Regions from separate parts of the Mus musculus genome. Here region 2 is linked to region 1. A link is a loop called in an ENCODE intact Hi-C map of the cell type or tissue named here. Cell type or tissue: heart. All regions are shown on one strand. Each heading gives the region's core, and the rest is flanking DNA. Links, peaks and the distances in the headings are about the cores only.

Region 1 (9,880 bases), core at 3,211-8,210:
AAGGAAGGCCATGGGTCTCTGCAGAACAGTTTATGGGGTGGGACCTTAAAGATGGATAAGAACCATTATCATACACCGTCGTTGAAGATTTAAGGAGCACTCTAAATAATGTTGAACCTTAGTTACATAAGCTATAGGGTAATTTTCGATCATAACAGCATTTCCCCTTCTAGCTTTGAGGCACCGTTTTAAATTCAGAATTTAGTCAACATCTGTGTTCACCTGCATCCTTGTAAGAGCATGTTTTTCAGTCTTTATAAAGAAGGTATATGTTTTCAATGTTGGTGGCTAAGCAGTGTAGTTCAGCGGTAGAGCACATGAGGCCCTGGGTTTAACCCCCCAGCACCTAAATTAAAAAACACTGGTATTTATCCCTCATCTAGCCTGGATTCCCTGTGTTAGATTTTTATTGTTATTGAGCCTTTTGGAGAATTAGTGTAGCCCTATTTTTGCATGAAACATCCTAGGAAGAGCTGTGATGTCGTTTTAGATCAGGTAGGATTATGTTTCTCATTTTGGTTCCTAGTAATTTTTTTGATAGTGCTAAGTATAGACTTAAGTTCTCGAAACTGACTTCAAAATTCCAAAATCCTTTTCTCGGGCATAAGTGATTTTTTCCCCTAAGCCATCATGTTATTAATACATATGTAACTTAGGCTTTATTCTCCCAAGTGAACAATTTTATTCTTACTCTTGTTAGTTGGTTCTTTGTAATGAAGGGAAATTGCCAATTCAGTAGTGTCTGAGACTAGGGACATTGGGCTGTGTAGAACTCTAGTCTAGTCTGCATGGTGTGTGTGTGTGTGTGTGTGTGTGTGTTTCTAAAAGGTATATGTATACTTTTTACTTTATACCTTTCACTTTTATCTTAAGGGCAAAATACCCTAAAAGGATATAAATTTTGTTTACCCATCAAAAATTCAAACCATAGTACATCAGTGTGCCAGATATAATAATTCTATTTTATGTGTCGGACTCCGTGGATGTGCACATCAATGTGGCCTAATGAATGGCTATGAACATAACGGTTCCCCCGGGAGCTTTGATGTCATCAGTAGGCATCACTTGCCTTCTTGGGGGTCTCTGTGGAGTCTGGAACTTAATGAGGAACCTGTGTGGGTGTCTCCTGCATACCTCTGCAAAGTATCTGCTCGACCTACCTGATAACGCTGGGTAACTCCGATCTCTCTTCTCACTCCCAAAACCCTGTTCACTCCGGCATCTTTCTGATTGACACTTCTGCTGGCAACACGTTCAACAATCATTCGAGTCAGTCCAGCCCTCCCGACTTGCTTCTGCGTTGCTATCAGGACTGCCTTTCAGTGCTTCCTGAGGGCCCACACAACCCATGCACACATCTCAGCAGCGAGCCACCAAGCCCTCGATAAGTCCAGCAGGGGGCGTCAGTGAAAGCCTTCGAGTCACGAAATGAGCAAGCACTTTTTTTTTTTTTCCTTTTAAGATTTAGTTTTTATCTTATGTGTATGTGTGCTGCCTGCATGAATATGTGTGCACATGTGAAGGCCTGGTGATCAGGGTAGCCAAGAAGGGTATCAGGTCCTCTGCAACTGAAATTACAGACAGCTGTGAGCTGATATGTGGGTGCTGGGAACTGAACCCAGAGCAAAAAGTGCTCTTAACCTCTGAGCCATCTCTACTGCTCCTAGAATCAGATTGTAAAATTTAGGATGATTGGAGTTCTCGGTTTCCCATAATATAAGATATTAACTTTATGTATATGGAGATATTAACTATGTATATGGAGTGAAATTTTCATAGATAATACAGGATGGTATGCAAACATCACACCCCCACTGCCAATGATAGGGCAGAGCCTTAAACACTGAAAAGGAATATCATTAAAGTTACATAAATTAGTGCAGCTCTCAGCCTTAATCAATCTTCCTTCCTTCCTTCCTTCTTTCCTTTCTCTCTCTCTCTCTCTCTTTTCTCTTCCTCTCTTCCTCTCTTTCTTTCTTTCTTTTTTGTTTTTTCCGAGACAGAGTTTCTCTGTGTAGCCCTGGCTGTCCTAGAACTCACTCTGTAGACCAGGCTGGTCTCGAACTCAGAAATCCGCCTGCCTCCACCTCCCGAGTGCTGGGATTAAAGACATGTGCCACCACTGCCCGGCTTGATCTATTTCATTTCTTTTTTTTCTTTTAGGTTTTTTTTTTTGGGGGGGGGGGGTTCCAAGACAGGGTTTCTCTGTATAGCCCTGGCTGTCCTGGAACTCACTTTGTAGAACAGGCTGGCCTCGAACTCAGAAATCCGCCTGCCTCCACCTCCTGAGTGCTGGGATTAAAGGCGTGCGCCACCACCGCCCTGCTTTGATCTATTTCTTAATTACTATTTGGAAACTAACATTTAATCGTAAGTCTACATCTTCTACTTAATCAAAACGAAACTTTCCTTTCAAACTGATTTAGAACACTAACAGACTCCAGCCTTATCCCTTATTAGAGAATAGACCCATACATCCCAGTCAGCGGGATGGCTCGGAGGATAAAGGTGCTTGCCTTGCAAGCCTGACAACCTGGATTACATCACCAGAACCTAGAAGGCAAGGAATCAACCAAATCTCAAAAGTTCTCTTCTGACCTCACACAAGCAATGTGACTCACGCCCTCACATCTCACACACACACACACACACACTAAAATACAGTATGCCAGCTAAATGATAAATGATTAAGAATATAAATACTGCACATCTGTTAATGTTTTAGCCTCCTGTCAGAAAAAGGTGTTTCTATATTTGTATTTATAAAAGGATCTGGGATTTGAGCAAATGAAAAACAAAAAAACAAACAAACAAACAAAAAAAAACCTCTTTTTTTCTTTAGATATCCCTCAGTATACCTGCTTAGTTTTAAAGTCTTGTAAACTGTTTCTAGCTGTTTCTAACCAAGTTGTAATACTGAGCCAGCTGCAGGAAGGATAATTTCTAAACTTTCACAGTTATCCTTTGGTTGGTACATTTTTTTCAGTTATGCCATTTGTGAGATGCCAACATTGGCTTCATGTTATTCTTTCAAGTAGGGCTAATTAGTCAAGGCAAATAAAGCTGAGATGACTTTTTTTTTCTTCTTTTTTTTTTTTGTTTTGTTTTGTTTTTTTTTTTTTTTTTCGAGACAGGGTTTCTCTGTATAGCTCTGGCTGTCCTGGAACTCACTTTGTAGACCAGGCTGGCCTTGAACTCAGAAATCCTCCTGCCTCTGCCTCCCAAGTGCTGGGATTAAAGGCGTGCGCCACCACGTCCAGCTCTGAGATGACTTTCAAGTCTTCTTTTTGGGGGGTGAAAAGTGGGGTTCTGGAATTAAATCCAGGGCCTCACAGGAACTTATGAATGCTAGGTAAATACTATATAAGTGAGTTTTAGCCTTGGTCCTCAAGTTTCTTTTTTTTTTTTTAATTTATTTAAATGTTTTTTTTATTACATATTTTCCTCAATTACATTTCCAATGCTATCCCAAAAGTCCCCCATGCCCTCCCCCCCAGTCCCCTACCCACCCATTCCCACTTTTTGGCCCTGGCGTTCCCCTGTACTGGGGCATATAAAGTTTGCATGTCCAATGGGCCTCTCTTTCCAGTGATGGCCGACTAGGTCATTTTTTTTTAAAGATTTATTATTTATTATATGTAAGTACACTGTAGCTGTCTTCAGACACTCCAGAAGAGGGAGTCAGATCTCGTCACGGACGGTTGTGAGCCACCATGTGGTTGCTGGGATTTGAACTCCGGACCTTCGGAAGAGCAGTTGGGTGCTCTTACCTGCTGAGCCATCTCACCAACCTCTAGGTCATCTTTTGATGCATATGCAGCTAGAGTCAAGAGCTCCGGGGTACTGGTTAGTTCAAAATGTTGTTGCACCTACAGGGTTGCAGATCTCTTTAGCTCCTTGGATACTTTCTCTAGCTCCGGTCCTCAAGTTTCTTTTAGGCAAAGACTTAGAGGGTGTGATAGACAATGAAAACAGGCTGTTTAGATATGTCGATGAGTTATCTTAAAGTTACTACAATGCACGGATGCAGAAAAAAAAATCTGAGGATGCTCTTTAAAGTTTTGATTATTTGGGCTGTACAGAGATGGCTCAGGGGTTAAGAGTATGAACTGCTCTTGTAACTGGACCCGAGTTTGATTTCCAGTGCCCTCAGTCAGGCCCTCGCAACTGCCTGTAACTTCAGCAGCAGAGGCTATAGCTCCCTCTTTTGGCCTCTTCAGGAGTTGCACTCACATGCACATACCCACATACACACACTTATATATACAATCAAAAAATAATAATCACAAATCTTTAAAGTGTTACTTCAATGACACCACCATGAATGAGAATTTTCAAAGCATTGGAAACTGTGATAGAATAGACTTTGGAGCCACAATGCCACACAAATTTGTACAAGGTCCACAATAACAGACTCTGTATCTATCTAACTGTTCCTACAACCCAAAGGAAAATTGAGGAACAACTCAGAATACATGTGGAGGCAAGGGCATCACCAGAGGCGCAATGATAAACACCTATCTAGTCCAAAGGGAAAGACCACAGAGGCAACCAAGTAAGTAAAGATCCAGAGAGATGGGAACGGCCCAGCTAGACAGAGCAAGAAAGCTAGGGGTGTGTTCCTACGCAATGGCTGAAGGTTTACCCAATAAAGAGAGACCCTCCGGAAGATCTCAGCAGTATTGAACAGTATGCCATGAGGTTGCTGATCTCAAGACATTGTCTAGTCGGAGAGACATAGCTTATCCATGAAACGTTAAATAACCACATGAGACAATTTGAGTAGTGATGCAAAGCAATATATGATTATCATTAGGAAAGTCTTCAAAATACAGAGGAGCTTGGAGCTCAGTTTTCGATGGGCAATAAAAGTTCAAAGGGATAAAATAAATATAAGGATTAACAATTATGAAAATGGAAAGAGAAATGTCTCTGGTATATTATGAGAAAGCAATGAAGCCAACTTGAGGAGTCTATTAATCATGGTTTTCATTTTCTATATTACATGGTGTTTTGATAAGTTGCAGCCTTGTCACTCCAGGGGGGGGGGGGGTGGCGGGGGCTGTCCTTTGTAGAAGTGTCCAGTTCCTAAAGAGAGCAGACAACACTCCTATATTCATACCTCTGATGCAAAAAAGCCAGTCTTAAGTCCAGGCAAGGCCCTGTCTGCCACCTTCCCTCCACCTAAATTCCCCGGGGCTGACCACCTAGCCTTATATTGAACTAAACTGCCTTTCTTCTTTCGAGCTGTAAAAAATAAACTTTCCCTTCCCCTCTCCATCTTCCTCTTCTCCTCCACCCCTTCCCCTTTTAAAAAACCAAGTTGGCTTCAGTTTCTGAGCTGCGGCAATTCTGCCTCGACTTCCTGAGAAAGTGGAGTTCACAGGTGCACATTGGCTTTTCAGTGGCGAACATCTCGTGATTAGCTGCACTTGCCCTGCCTGAATAAAAATAAATTTCCAAGTACATTTCACAACCGAAAAATACAGAAGGTTTCCAAAGAACAGTGATTCTTGGAGTTCCTGAAAGCAGATCCTCTCAGAAAGCAAAAGAAGCCAGATGAGTTTTCGTGACACGGTATGAAAAGACCATTGATACGGGTCTGAAACACATCTCTATCTTATTTTTAATTATGTGTATTATGTGTGTGTGAGTGGGGTGAGGTGGATTTGTGCACAGGAGTACAGTACCTGAGGTCGCCAGAAGAGGGCGTCTGATCCCTGGAACTGGACTTAGCCACGTGGGTGCTGAGACCAAACTTGCATCCTCTGATCTTTTGATGTTTTCTCTTTCCTTATTTGAGACGGAGTCTGACTATGTCTCTTTGGCTGCGGAGCTCTCCATGGAGAGTAGGCTAACCTGGGTTTCCCTGCGGGAGTTAAAGGCGCACACACACCCAAGCAGTGGAGTGCTCTCAAAGGCTCAGGCGTCTCTCCAGTTCCTGATACGGTTTCAGATTCCTCTCTGCTGTTTACCGTTGAAACCCTGCCAATTGTATTTCTAGTTTTCTGTAAAGGTTTTTAAGCACTTCTTTATTTCCAACTACATATTTGCGAAAGGCTAGATTTCCCTCATTTGCTTGAACCAAAATAACACGTTTGCCACATATTGGATGCAAATGAAGTCTTCAGAATGCAGCTGTTTTCCATTAAGCCAGATGTGAAATTTCTCAAAAAAAAAAAAAAAAAAAAAGTAAGATGACTTTTTTTTTTGTACTAAATTTGTTTAATTTTGAATTTTTTATAAAAATTTATTATGGTGACATATAATGTGCTAATTACTTTTTAATGAATCAGTATGTAAATATTTTTGACATTTCTCCACTTTAGTTTCAAATGTAAAGATTCAGTAATTCTTGGGAACAAAAAGAGTTATTGAGATCACATTTTTTTTAAGCTCAATTAAAAATTCATTAAAAAGATTTTTTTTTTTTCCCCTGAGACCAAAATCTTAAGAGCAGTGTACTGGAACGGATTATTGCTGTTTTGCCTAATGATCGTGTTGTTAAACTGCCTTCTTGGTATGTTCATATCCGTAGATGTGCGCGGCTAAGGCTCGGCGCATGTCACAGGAAAAGGGAAATCGTGTAAGAGCCAGAGGATTGGAAGGGGTGCTGTAAAACGCAACCTTTGGACATGACATGACCGTTTTACCCAGGAGCTGCGGTTGGTTACCGGCACCAGACCAGCGAGGATTCCAGCTTGGACGAGTGGGAGAGACTCAAATGGCTAAACTCCTGGCTGAGTGGTTTGTAGGCTGCTGATGGCTGCTGAGGAAAGGAGACACCTCCTCCATTTGGGGTACCACTGCCACTGATAAATTGTCCATGTTCCAGTAAGTGGCCCACACCCATATGCCTATGATTAGTGCTAATTAGACTCGGGACTCTGTGAGTTATTTTACTGTGGGGGCGGGGGGAGGAGGTGATGAAGTTGAAGTTGGGATCAGGAGTGGGAATATGGGGGTAGATATGATCAAAATACATTGTATATATGTATGACATTCTCAAATAATCTTTGGAAATTTTCTGGTGGAGTCTTTAGGGACTCTTGCATGTTGGGTCTCTTCCATACAAAGTTATATCATCTGCACTAGAGATGTGTGTTGGCTTCTTCTTTTCCTGCCTGCATCTTTTTTGCTTGCTTCCCCTGCATGATTGCTCTGGCTAAAACTTCCAGTAGTATATCGAACAAGAGTTAAGAAGATGAACATTCTTATCTTTATCACAATAAATGGAAATACAGTGATTTCCCCCTCATTTTAGAAAATGATGGCTATAGGTTTGTCATATATAGCTTTCATTATATCGAGATGTGGTCCTTCTATTCTGAGTTTCTTAAGACTTTTTTTTTTTTTTTTTTTTTTTTTGAGTCAGGGTTTTTTTAGCTCTGGCTGTCCTGAATCTTGCCACATGTACATCAGCTTGGCCGCTAACTCGGATTTTTGCCAGCCATGCTGGAGTTAAAGGCATGCTTCACCATGCCCTGAGCTTTGGGACTTTTAACAAGAAGCAACACTGGATTTCTTCAAAAGCCTGTTCCGTTTCTACTTAGATGATCATGTGATTCCTGTCTTTGAGTTCATTTGGTGAAGTTTGCAGCATTTGTTGATTTACATCTATTGAGCCATATGTCCATCTCTGAGATAAAAAATCAACTTGATCATGGTGAACAATCTTTTTTATGCTATCTTAGTTGGTGTTCTATTGCTGAGAAGAGACACCATGACCACAGCAATTCTAGAAAGGAAGACATGTAATTGGGGCTGGCTTTGGAGTCCCAGAGGTTTAGTCAGCATCAGCATGGAGGACAACCTGAAAGTACACAGGCAGATGTGGCGCTGCAGAGTTTTACATCCGGATTCACAGACAACAGGAAGTGGGTAGGGAAGGAGCCACTGGGCCTGGTTTCTATAGCCTCAGAGCCCACCCCCTGTGACACACTTCCTCCCACAAGGCCACGCCTCCTAATCCTTCTAAATACTGCCACTCCCGAAAACGAAGTATTCAAATATATGAGCCTATGGAGGACATGCTTATTCAACTACCACAGATGTTCTCGAATTTGGTTTGCAAGTATTTTGTTGAGACATTTTGCATCTGTGTTCATCAGGGAAATTGATCTGTAGTTTTCTTTTTGTTATTTCTCTATCTTTATCTGCTTTTGATCTAACTAATACTAGATTCATAATGAGGATGTGGTAATGTCTTTTCCTTTGCTGTTTATGGTGTAGTTTGAGAGGCACTGGTGTTAATTCTTCTTTGAAGGTTTGCTAACACTCACCAGTGAATCTATCTGGGCCCAGACCTTGTCTTAATTGGAAGATTTTAAGTTACTGCTTCAGTCTAACTACTTCTTATAAATCTGTTTACATGGTTATTTCTTTATAATTCATCTTTATTTTTATTCATGTGCATATGGGTGTGCAGGTCTGTGAAGGCTCAGGTCTGTGAAGGCTCAGGTCTGTATGTGCAGGTCTGTGAAGGCTCAGGTCTGTGAAGGCTCGGGTCTGGGTGTGCAGGTACAGTAGAAGCCTTTGGATCTGCTGGAGCTGGAGGTTAATAGGCAGTTGTGAGCCTTCTGACAAGGGTGCTGGGAACTAAACTCAGGTCCTCTGGAGGAGCAAGTGTCCTCCCCTACTGAGTCATCTCTCCACCTTCACTGGTTTGTTTCATTTTTGTTAGCTTTGGTTGGTCATATGCATCTAGAAATTCATTCATTTCTTATACTTTTTCAAATTTGTGGATTATGCGCTTTGACATGTAGACCTAAAGTTTCTCTGAATTTCATTGGTAGCTGTTGTAATGGCTTCTCTTTTATCTCTAATTTTACTAATTTGGGTCTTTCTTTCTTTTGTTTAATTTGGGTAAGGGAGTGTTAATCTGTTTAGGGTTTTGTTGTTGTTTTAAAAAACAGTTCTTTATCTCATGTAGTCTTTGTTTTTTTTTTTTCATTTCATTAAACTCTGCCTTTTTGTAAAATGTGGATTTTGAATTAAGAATTACTTAATGTAAAAACAAAAAAGAATTACTTAATGTTATGGAATAAATATCAGATCAGCATTCTGCCTTAAAAATGGCAATGACAGCTCAATGGAAGCTAAAAAGTTTGGAGTATCTTGGCCTTTTTTTATGATTTATTAATTTTTATTTTATATGTATGGGTGTTTTGCCTATCTGTATGACAGCACACCTCACACATAGAGTGACCACAGAGGCAGAGGAAGGCATCAGTTCCTCTGGAACTGAAGTTACAAATAGTTGTGAGCCACCATGTCAGTTCTGGGAACCAAACTCAGATCTTCAGCAAGAGCAACCATCTCCTGACTGCAGAGCCATCCCTCAGCTCCTTGGCCTGTTTTTATGTATGGCTATGTGTGTGCACATGTTATCTACATGTATGTTCGCATTTATATATTATTAGCACGGTATCAAATTGGCTTATAAGCTACCCCTCACATACGTCAAAATTACCTCAGATTCTTTTCGTTTAGAGCACAATGGAGCTTTAGAACAAAAGCTATGTTGGTATCATACCAAGTAGGTACGGCTTGGCCACCTGTCCCGGTACATCAGCTTCAGAGACAAGTAATGATGAAGAACAAAGAAAGGGGATTCACTCAATGTAGCCCTGTGGGGGAGGGAATTGGGAGTCCTGAAAGCAGGAGAGTCACGTGGAGAAATGAAGAACTAGAGCATGCATGAGAGAAGCCTGGGAGCTCCAAATGTGGGCGCCATGTAAATAAGACGCAAGTGCTTAGTGCTTTGATGGCTGAGCACCTCGAGAGCTTCTACCCGCCCCAGCCCTCTGGCCCACCTCCTCACTTGAGAGCACTTTCTTTCTTGATATACTGTGCCTATGTCTACCATGATCAATGTGTC
Region 2 (9,880 bases), core at 1,722-6,721, 170 kb after region 1:
TATTTGCTGGATGCTCTGAAATGTGGACAGCATCTGGCTGTAGAAGGCAAGTTTCTGGTGGGACAGAGATGGATTAGGCCAAGGCGAGAGCCAGGCATCAAGGCAGAGCCATCAGTTTTTTTTATGTTTTCCCTGAGGCTTAGGCATTTATAAGTCGTTAGGAAGAACTTAGAGGGGGAGGAAAAGTTTTAGCTCCATTAGCCCTTGTGTCAAAGCCAATTCTACAAGGCCAATGAAATGATTGCATGAAAGGCCTTTGAAAAAGCATCTTGAAGAGACCCATTAACAGATACCTCAGACAGCGTGCTGACTAAATACCACCTTATTGAAGAGAGAATAGTGAAACAGCGATGGCTTTAATTTTTTTACATTCAGTTACTCCACTTGCTCACGTGTCCATGTGTTTGCATGTCTGTACACTCTCATGGTCAAGATGGGCCACAGCAGGCTTGTGAAGGGTGGGAAACATGTGTCAGGAGGACCCTAGGGACCAAGCTCAGGTTATCAGGCTTGCTGGCAAATGCCAGAGCAGCTCACTGGCCTAAGAATGCTTTCTGGAAAGACAAGTTTGAGTGTAAGGAGAATTTTTCAGAGTACATGGGATGCTTAAGAGCAAAGTGAATTACTTGTGAGAAGTGAGTTGCAGAAGTGAAGTGTTACTTAAAATGTAAGTGGGGGGAAAGGATGTCCTTTCCCTTCTGAATAGGTGCCAGCCTTACACTGCAGGTGAGGAGTGCTCTGTGCAGTATATATGGTTGGTCATGTATGGTTCAGTATGGTCATGCATGGTTCAGTATGGTCACGTGGGTGTTGGTTTGAGCTCATAAAGGTCTGAGATAGAGCCGACCACACCCATCTGAAACCTAATTGGCTGACAGACAAGCTCTGAGCTTCCACCTCATCCTGGTTGGTTGATTGTATGGAGATTTGCAGACTAGAACAAAGAGAAGAATAAATTAAATGGACGCTGAGGGCTTGGTCCATGGTGGTAGAAGTGATGATGATACCTACCTACATATTTGGATATTAACCCTCTCTCTTCCCCTCATTCCATGCCCCTCTCCTTTCCTGCTCCTCCCAGTTCAGGCTAGCCTTGAATGTAATATGTAGCTGAGGATGGCCTTGAACTCCTGGTCCTCCTGCTTCCAACTCCCAAGTGATAGAATCCCAGGCAAGCATCACTGCAAAGTGTCTGGCTAGGAAGTCAGTTGAACTGCTTCAGAGTTTTTAACAACAAAATTGTGGGCTACTCCTGGACCCTGAAGTGATTTGCTTCGCTCTCAAGCTGTCTTGTCAAGTACTTGGCCAACCACCAATTATCTTCCTTCCTCTGTGACGGCGTAAGGAGTGGAGACAGAATGTGAGCACCACAGCATCATGAGTGTGTTTGTGGACAATTACTAGCCGGCACATAAAATGTGAGGTCATTGAAATCAGTGCACACGTGCCTTGAGAAACTAATCTATAATTCAGAGATGTAAGAGAGTGTCCATAGGCCTGCAGAGGGTGGGGCTCTCAGTGCCTCTGAACTATGTGTAGTGTGCCAGTATGGCTAATGGTAGGTACCACTACCTACCATTCAGACTCCCAAATTCTTCAAGTGGCTTGTTTCAAATACTTATGAGAATCCAAAATTCACCTTGGAACTTGAACGAGTATGGCGTGGTTGGGTTCTGTCATCAGCATGTCTTCCTATTGTTGAACATTGGCTACCACTATGGAGCTAATTTCCTTTTATACTGGGTAAACTATGGGGAGTAGAGAAGTATTACCAAGGATTGCTGTCACAGAAGTGCTGTAAACAGAAATTAATAAAAAGCATTGGTGGCCTTGCTGTTTTGCATTGTGTGGGTTTATGTTTATATATAATTACATCATAAAGTAACTGCTATTACCGCACCTCAGTTGGGATGCCTCCTACACTTAGGAACACTTAGGAAACAGGTAGTTTTACAGAGGAGGAACTAGCTTTTGGAGAGGTGAGAAGAAGCTGTCGTAGGCTGTATGGGGTGATTTGAAATCACCGTCGCCAGTCTCACATGGTCTGAGCTCTTGATGTGGGGGTCACAGTGCAGTGCTCACAGCTTCTCCGGAAGATGCTTAAGAAATTCAGGGAAAGTACATTCTTGTTGAGGCGTGCTTTCCTAGCTATCAAGTATCAAGTTCTTACATCGTTTTGAGGTTGAATGAAGCATCCTTCCCAGAAGTTGCGGGCTATCTTGGGACTCTTTTTTTCTTTTTTCTTTTCTACACATTGCTGCTTGCCAAAGTCTGGGTGCCTCATGTGACAAGATCATGAATGTTCCACACTCGTGGCTATTACTACCGTGTTATTGCCTGAAGACCACCTACCCCAGGGATAGGGAATTGACACCCTAGATTCTCATCCCAACTAGGTATGAGTGTTGATTTCTGTTATTATGACAGAAGGTGTACCATAGGGTCTTATTTATGTGTAAGAAACACCTATTTGACGGGCTGTTTTAAGAACTACTTTATTGAAGTATACTTTGCTATAAAACTGACCTACTTTAAAGTGTAATAGATTTATAGAGTCGTGTCATTACCACCACAGTCTAATTTTAGAATATTTTCATTTCCCCCAGAGAAACCTTGCAACAGCTGTGTTAACTCCTTTTTGCAATGGGATATCACCTACCCAGGCTGGCCTGGAATCCTCAGTGTTTAGCCTCGGAGTCCTCCCGATCCTCCCACCTCTTCCTCCCAAGTGCTGAAATTACAAGCGTGCATTGCTACGCCTGGCTCTCATTTTTAAACTTGACTTTTATGATGCCTGGTGACTTATTGCCAGAGGAAGAAATCATTTAAAAACTTAACTTTTATTCTAATCAAAGGTGACATTACTCACCTAATGTCAGGCACTCTTTAAAAATGTTTTATGAAAATTAATTCATTTAATTCATGAACTCAAGTGCTCTCTGGAATAGGAATGTTCATATTCTCACTTTGCACAGCCGCATCTTACTGGATAGAACCCAGGGCCTGAGGCATGGGGGTTAGGGCCCCAGTCCTCTTTTACTGCCCAAGACCCCATTTGGGTACTCTTTATTTATTTTTGGCATTTTACAGATGAGGAAGCAAAAAGATGGGCAAGGTAGCTGACTTGGCTCCTGCCACACACTAGTAATGACAAGTAAGGGATGAAAATATGCGTTTCTAAGTATGCTAAGGCCCTCAGTGAGCACAGAGTGAGGGGGGGGGGAGATGGCAGGCATCAGAGCAGGATAGAGTGAGCCAGTCTGATTCAAGAAGTGTTGTCCCTGATCAATGGTCCAATTAATCTATCCTGTTGGTGTTCATGGCCCTTGTCAATCATCTGAGATTCGTCCCATAATTCACCATTTTCCTTCTATGTTAGTGTTTGTATGTTAGCCTATGTTAGAGCATGAAACATGTTTCAGTGAACTTCTAGTTTCTATAGTGAACATAAGATGCCGTGCTAGAAGGCTCTTACCTTAGGGTATATGTTGTTTGAGGTATGATCTGTGTTGTGGTCACAATGTTCTCTTCAACGCCTTAGAAATTTGGGAATGATCTGTAAGAAGGGCTGACCCCAGCGCCTGTCCTTACCCCACTTCAGTCCTCCTCTTTTCCAGCAAATGGTTCCAGTATTCAGTTTGCCAATGTGCCCACTGACCTTGCCTGCTCTGAGGCCTGGGACAGGTTCTCTGTTTAGGCAGATGATCTTTGGATCTCCCTGGGTGCTGGTATTTTGGGCAGGCTTGTAGAGGTGTGCAGTGACTGACTGTGGATCAAAACCAGCTCTCCCTGCAAATGGGAATGTGGAAGATGGGAATCTTGTTGACAGTTCCTTGTTGGCTTCAGAGAGAAAACTTAACCACGTGAGCTTGTTTAGTGTTTCTCTATCCACTGGCTTTCAAAAGGTTTCAGAAGAACTGCAGTTTCATTTCGTGAATAGTAGTTGTCAGGACATTCTGGCATGGGAAAACTCAACTCTTTGCACTTTTCTGTCAGTCTTTGCTATGTTTATTAATTAATTAATTTGTCACTTTTTCTCCTTGGGCTGCTACTTTTTATTCTGATGGGTGTATTCTTCACCAGAAAGGAAACCATTGCTTCAGGCAGATTTCCATCCATTTCGGAGCCTCTTAACTTTTGACAGCCATATTGTCCAATCAAGAGAGGGTATTCTGGGACCAGCGTGTGAACTGCAGGACTGTATGAGAAGTTAGAATTCTGCCGAGTTTGAAAATCCCACTCTCATTTTTCTTGTGCTACTGTGTGGCCTGGTTTGGGATCACATACTTATCAAAATAAAACTCAGACACAAGATTCTGCATCATTAATTTATAAAGTCAACAGCAGCCATTTTGGACACCTGTGTTGGATGCTGGTGGCTGAGGATGCCTGGCGAGTCAGGGAAGTCTTTCTGACAGAATTTCCAAGCAAGCCTGTTGACCTCTGGGGTGTGTGCACATGTACCTGTATATCCAGCCTAGCTGCACTTCATCCGAAGAGCTTTGGAAACATTGCCAATGACCTGGCCTGGTGGAGAGGTACTTCTTGTTACTGGAGCGACAATGCCCCTCAAGGGACCATGCTCTGAGGAATAAATAACCAAGTGGCAGTGTGGCTTTGGAGTCAGGTATTTCTGATCTTTCTGAATTTCTTTATCTGAGTATAAGCAGTGATATGATTAACTTGCAGGTTGTGTGGCTTGCTTCTGTGGAGCTGTACTGGCTCAAAATGACAGCATTGTCAAAGGGATGATGGGACAAGGCCTGGGAAGCTCTTGATACTTAAGGCCAAGATGCCTAATTGGAGAGATGTTCTTGTTTGTACATAGACAGTTTTGGTAGTATAAAAAGTCACCGTGTAGATAAGTTCAACCTCTGTCTCCTTAGGGTGGACATTTCTTATGCTGTGGACAGCGTCTGTCATGTGGTTGTGGTGGTCTTACTCATGCAGAGGAGATAGTCACCTCCTACACTGTGACATTTAAACTAGGTGTCACTAAAGCACTAGCTGTGGGTTCCAGTACTTGATGAGTCATGAAATACTTCTTCCTGCTAAATTTTACACACTGACCTTTCTGGTTTCAGCTTCTCACCCATCTTCCTTTTCACTCGTGACAGCCACATGGTCACTAGGTTCTTCCTGTCTTGTTCTGATTTAACCAGTTTATGCACAAGTGCACACGTGCCTGTGTGTTTATAAGTTATTTTCAGAAGTTTGTGGAGATCAGGAATCCAGACATTCCTTTCTGTCTTCCACAGGGTGTGGTGTCACATTTCAGTTCCCGAGGAAAATCAGTCTGCAGAGTTGATGAGAGGGTGCCAGGTTTCAAATGCTTATTCACCTTCTACCTTTTCGTCTGGCAGCTTTGCTTTATCTAGCTGTAAATTAGGAGAGGCTGGTGGGGCTGAAAGGAACTTGAAGGAAGTCTTCAGAAGCCATCTGCTCATTTTATCCCTGTAGGCATTGAAACCTGAGTAGTTAAATCAACTTTCCAAAGTCCTGGAAGGGTCAGATAAAGTTTGGTTTTCTGACTTAAGTTTCTCTGCCTTTTCCCCCTGAAGGCCCACCACGGGGACTTTTACTTAGGTATAAAGCAGTAGGTACAGGCCTTGCTAAGACAGAAGTTGTGCGTGTTCAGTGCTGGGATCATAGAGGCAGCTACCTGAGGTCGTTTGGCCTGATTGGGAGTCCAGTGATTGTCCTGGTGGTTGTCCTCTGTTGTGAGCTTCTAGATAACAGAGGTCAGACAGGGTTCTTACCTGAATGCCTGAAACAGAAATTCTTGTTAAATTTCTGTAAAAGGCAGCTGTAGTAGTGTGCTGTTTACTATGTAACATTCTAATAGTTGTTAGCACTGTCATCTGAGATAAAAGAATACTATTATATGTACAGTTTTATCTCTTTCTCTTTCCCTTCCCCTCTGGATTGAAACCGGGGACTCTAATTTCTAGACAAACATTCTACCTCTAAGCTGCTAATACCCCCATCCTTATATACCATTTTATAATAACACAACAAACTGCTATATTAGACCCAAATCAGTTGCAGCTCAACAGTCCTGTTTGTAGATGGTGTTTTCCTGTGATCTTCTTGTTTTCGTTAGGATTTCCATGGCTGTGGTAAAACAGCATGTCCAAGGCAATTTATAAAAGATCAACACGTCAGCATCTCAACAGGTTAGAGTCCATGATGGCAGAGCAAAGCCTTGGTGACAGGAACAGCTGAGAGCTCAGACCTCAACACAAGCAGGCGGCAAAGCACACATTTGGAATAGCATTGAGCCTTTTGAAACGTCAAAGCCCCACTCTCAGTGACACCTCTTGTAACAAGGCCACCCAGAGAGTTCCACCAACTGGCAACCAAGTATTCAAACGTATGAACCTGTGGGGGCCATTTTCTTTCAAGTGCTCCCCGCTCCCTTGGAGTTTTAGTTACATGGTATCTGTAACTTAGGTTAAAGTAAGCAAAGGTGCAACTTTTGAGCCCTTTTTTGTTTCCAGTCTGTGATTCTTGATGGTTCCCAGGAGAATCCTCACCCATGTCTCTGGTCTAATACTCTAGACCATACGGTGCCTCTCAGCACTGCTCTATGGAGGACTCTCTGGCCTCCCAGGTTGAGCGCAGCCTCTGTCAGCATTGTCTGTACAATGTGGCAGATTTATGGTGGAGGCTGCTTATCCTTTTGGGGATGATCAAGGTGTTTTTTCATCTCTTCGATTACCGTGAAGATAAAAAATATTTCAGTGCTGTGGTTCTGAGCAGGTGGAGATGGAGAGAGAGGGTGAGGAAGAGAAACTGAGGCTTCTTTTCACTATAATGATTCTTGAGCTGTCATTGGCCCCCTCCCTCCCTTCCTCCCTCTTCTGTCTGTCCCTCTCTAGTAAGGTTCTCTATGGCTGAACTGAATTGCTTTTCAACAAAATTGTTGGTGGTAGAAATTGGCCTATTAATCTTCCTGGTATGGTCACATAATGTTCTTCCTTGTGAGGCAGGGTCTCCTGTCGCTCAGAAGGTTGGCCTTGAACTCATCATGTCACTAAGGATGACCTTGCCCTCCTGATCCTTTCTGCCTCTGGAGTGTTGGGATCACACACTGGAGGTGCCTAGCTCCAAGGCAGACACAGTGTGACCATTAACTCTTGATGGTCAAAAACTGTTTTTGTGTATGATTTTAAATTTATCTCCATCAAGTCACAGGAAGTCTAATCACTGACCTTTGATCCAAAATGTTTTCTTTTGATCATAGGTGAAAATAGTGTTTCTGGTTTAATTAGTAAAGACCAGATGGACAACTGAAATGAGGGTGTATTTCTACACCATAAATACAAAGAGGCCTAAAAAAGCAACAATGCATTTTACTTAAAATGGATAGTTTTAGAAAAGTTTTTCATATCTAATTCCTGATTTTAAATTGAGCTACCATAAGAATGTATACTTTAAGGTCAAGTCCATCACCTGTTCATGCCAGATAATGGTTTTTAAGAAGCCTAGAAGGAGGGCTGGAGATATGGCTCAGCGGCTGAGAGCACTGACTGCTCTTCCAGACGTCCTGACTTCAATTCCCAGAAACCACATGGTGGCTCACAACCATCTGTAGTGGGATCCAGTGCCTTCTTTATATATGATCTTTAAAAAAGGAACGAAACCTAGAAGGAATTTGTAATAGCAGTCCTTTTAAGCACAACTGATACATCTGAGGAAATAAACCATCAGGCACACAGGCATGCCTCCTGCTTTGCCTTCCAGTCTCTGCCCTACCAGGTCCTTAGTGATAGCAAGCCTGGAGTTTTGAATTACAGCCCTCCGCTTACCTGTGCTAGGCAAGGATTGTATCCACCTGCTTTATTTCTCCTGCTTTGGCCAGGTGGTTGGGAACTAGAAATGATTGACAGCAGTCCCTAAAACAAGCACAAAGAGAACTGGCACTCTAGCCTCTCTCTCCTAAAAGGTACTGTGGAGAACTAGGGAGTCAGATGGCAGGAAGAGCAGAGAAAAGTTATATTCTTGGTTTTTATTTTTGTTGTTGTTGGTTTTTTTTGTTTGTTTTTTGGGTTTTTTTGCTTGTTTGTTTTTGTTTTTTTGAGACAGGGTTTCTGGAAATCCACCTGCCTCTGCCTCCCAAGTGCTGGGATTAAAGGCTTGCGCCACTACTGCCTGGCCGAAAAGTTACTTCTTGAAAGTTTCTCTTTCTATAATTGTTTTCTTAAAAAAAAAAAAAAAAGCAGCAACAAAATATCTTATATTGGAGACGAAGTTTCCAAACTTTCAAAATAACATGTGATGTGAAAGGGCTTCAAAAGGTACTGAGACTACTTCCTCTTCAAACTAGTTTCTTTCCCCAGTGTTATTAAAGTATCTCTTGAAGTTTAGCTTTTTGTTTGGAAATTTCCAGAATTTTCTGTGCAGGGTTCCTGTCGGCTATGTGGCCGATGCTTGGGTTACAGTTTGTGCAATCTCATCCACTTACTTCTCATAGATTCTGGTCCCATTTCCAGGGCAGACACCACTTTTGAAAGAAGACAAAATGAGATCACACCCAATGTGTTGCTTCATGCGCCTTACCCTTTTAACTTATGAATATATAAGGGAAACCGTTTCTTTTTCTGTCCTTTTCTTAAAAGGATCCTGGATGTTATTAAATTTCCCTTTTAAGAAGCAATAGTGATAACAGTCAATGAGAATATTCATGCTTCTCTTTAGAGCCAGCTTTGGTTAAATTTAGGGAGCGGTTTGCCATTGTAGTGACTAACATTGGCTATCAGCTTGCTACTCCTAGGCAGAGAGAACTTCACCTGAGGGATTGCTGCCATCAGATTGGCTTGTGGGGCCATTTTCTTGATTGCTAATTGCTGCGGGGGTGGGGGGAACAGCCCACTCTGGGTCGCACCATCTCTAGGCAAGTGGGTCTGGGCTGTGTAAGAAATGTCCCTGGATGTGAACCTGGGAACAAGATTCCATTGGTTTCTCAAGCTCCTGTCCTACCTTCTCTCAATAATGTACTGTAACCTGTAAGCGGAAAAGCCCTTCTCCTTCCCAAGTTGCTTTTGGCCATGGTGTTTATCACATCACAGAAGGCAAGCTAGAACACTAGTGGATCAAAGTCACTCCAAAAATGTTTTAAGTGATGGCTGTGTGTAGGATTCTATATGTTGTGTTGTGGAAGGCAATGGTGAACTAGTTGTGGCAGTGAAGAACAGACCAAGTAAGTAGGTCACATTGTATAATAAGTTATATATAAACTTACTATGGAAATAAAGGGCCCAGCTGTCCTAACATAGTGTGGGTTTAATTTGAAGTTTAGAGGATCACAGAGCTATGTCTAACTGCTTCTTTGTTGTTGTTTTTATTTTTCAAGACAGGGTTTCTCTGTATAGCCCTGGCTGTCCTGGAACTCACTTTGTAGACCAGGCTGGCCTCGAACTCAGAAATCTGCCTGCCTCTGCCTCCCAAGTGCTGGGATTAAAGGCGTGCGCCACCACTGCCCGGCTTGTCTAACTGCTTCTTAAGGTTCAGCAATAGTTTTCTTCTCCTTTTAGAAACATTTGGTTTCTTGTGTCGTATGTTTCTTGTCCCGGTGATTTCAAAGCTGTATTCTGGGAAAGGAGATGGCTCCTTGGGTAAAGAGCCTGAGCTTGCCTCTCTAATAACTACAGAAATGCTCAGCGTGCTGTTTGTAAGACTAGGGGAAATAACAGTCATTCGAAAGTCTATTTTTATTTTCTTTGTTACATGAAGGAAAAAGCAGTTGCCTTTCGGAACTGCTGTCTTAAATCATTCTCCTTGAATGTTAGTGTTTTTCTGGTTTCCTCAAGAAGTGGAGAAAATAACCCTTACTTTATAGGGCTTGTGGGCTGTTGTAGGGTTTGTCTGGGAAGATCGG

What was found. Peaks named below come from ENCODE experiments on the same cell type or tissue, not always from the same donor. Only the 100,000 strongest peaks of a DNase experiment are listed, where the experiment ranks them.
Region 2: it touches region 1 in a loop (2.6-fold over the local background); 2 of 42 quality-filtered maps call a loop at or near these places.

The regions. Positions count from the first base shown.
Region 1 is chr2:52,757,436-52,767,315 of GRCm38, forward strand. No RefSeq gene overlaps it. Among named protein-coding and RNA genes, the nearest start is that of Stam2, 20 kb to the left of the region's middle. In heart, for the core only: a CTCF peak has its summit at 5,701 (motif pointing right); a DNase peak (open chromatin) is centred at 5,726; H3K4me3 peaks cover 334 bases.
Region 2 is chr2:52,933,433-52,943,312 of GRCm38, forward strand. The region is part of intron 1 of Fmnl2 (formin-like 2); the gene reads left to right. Among named protein-coding and RNA genes, the nearest start is that of Gm52511, 70 kb to the right of the region's middle. In heart, for the core only: no CTCF peak of the experiment used is centred there; no DNase peak of the experiment used is centred there; H3K27ac peaks cover 993 bases.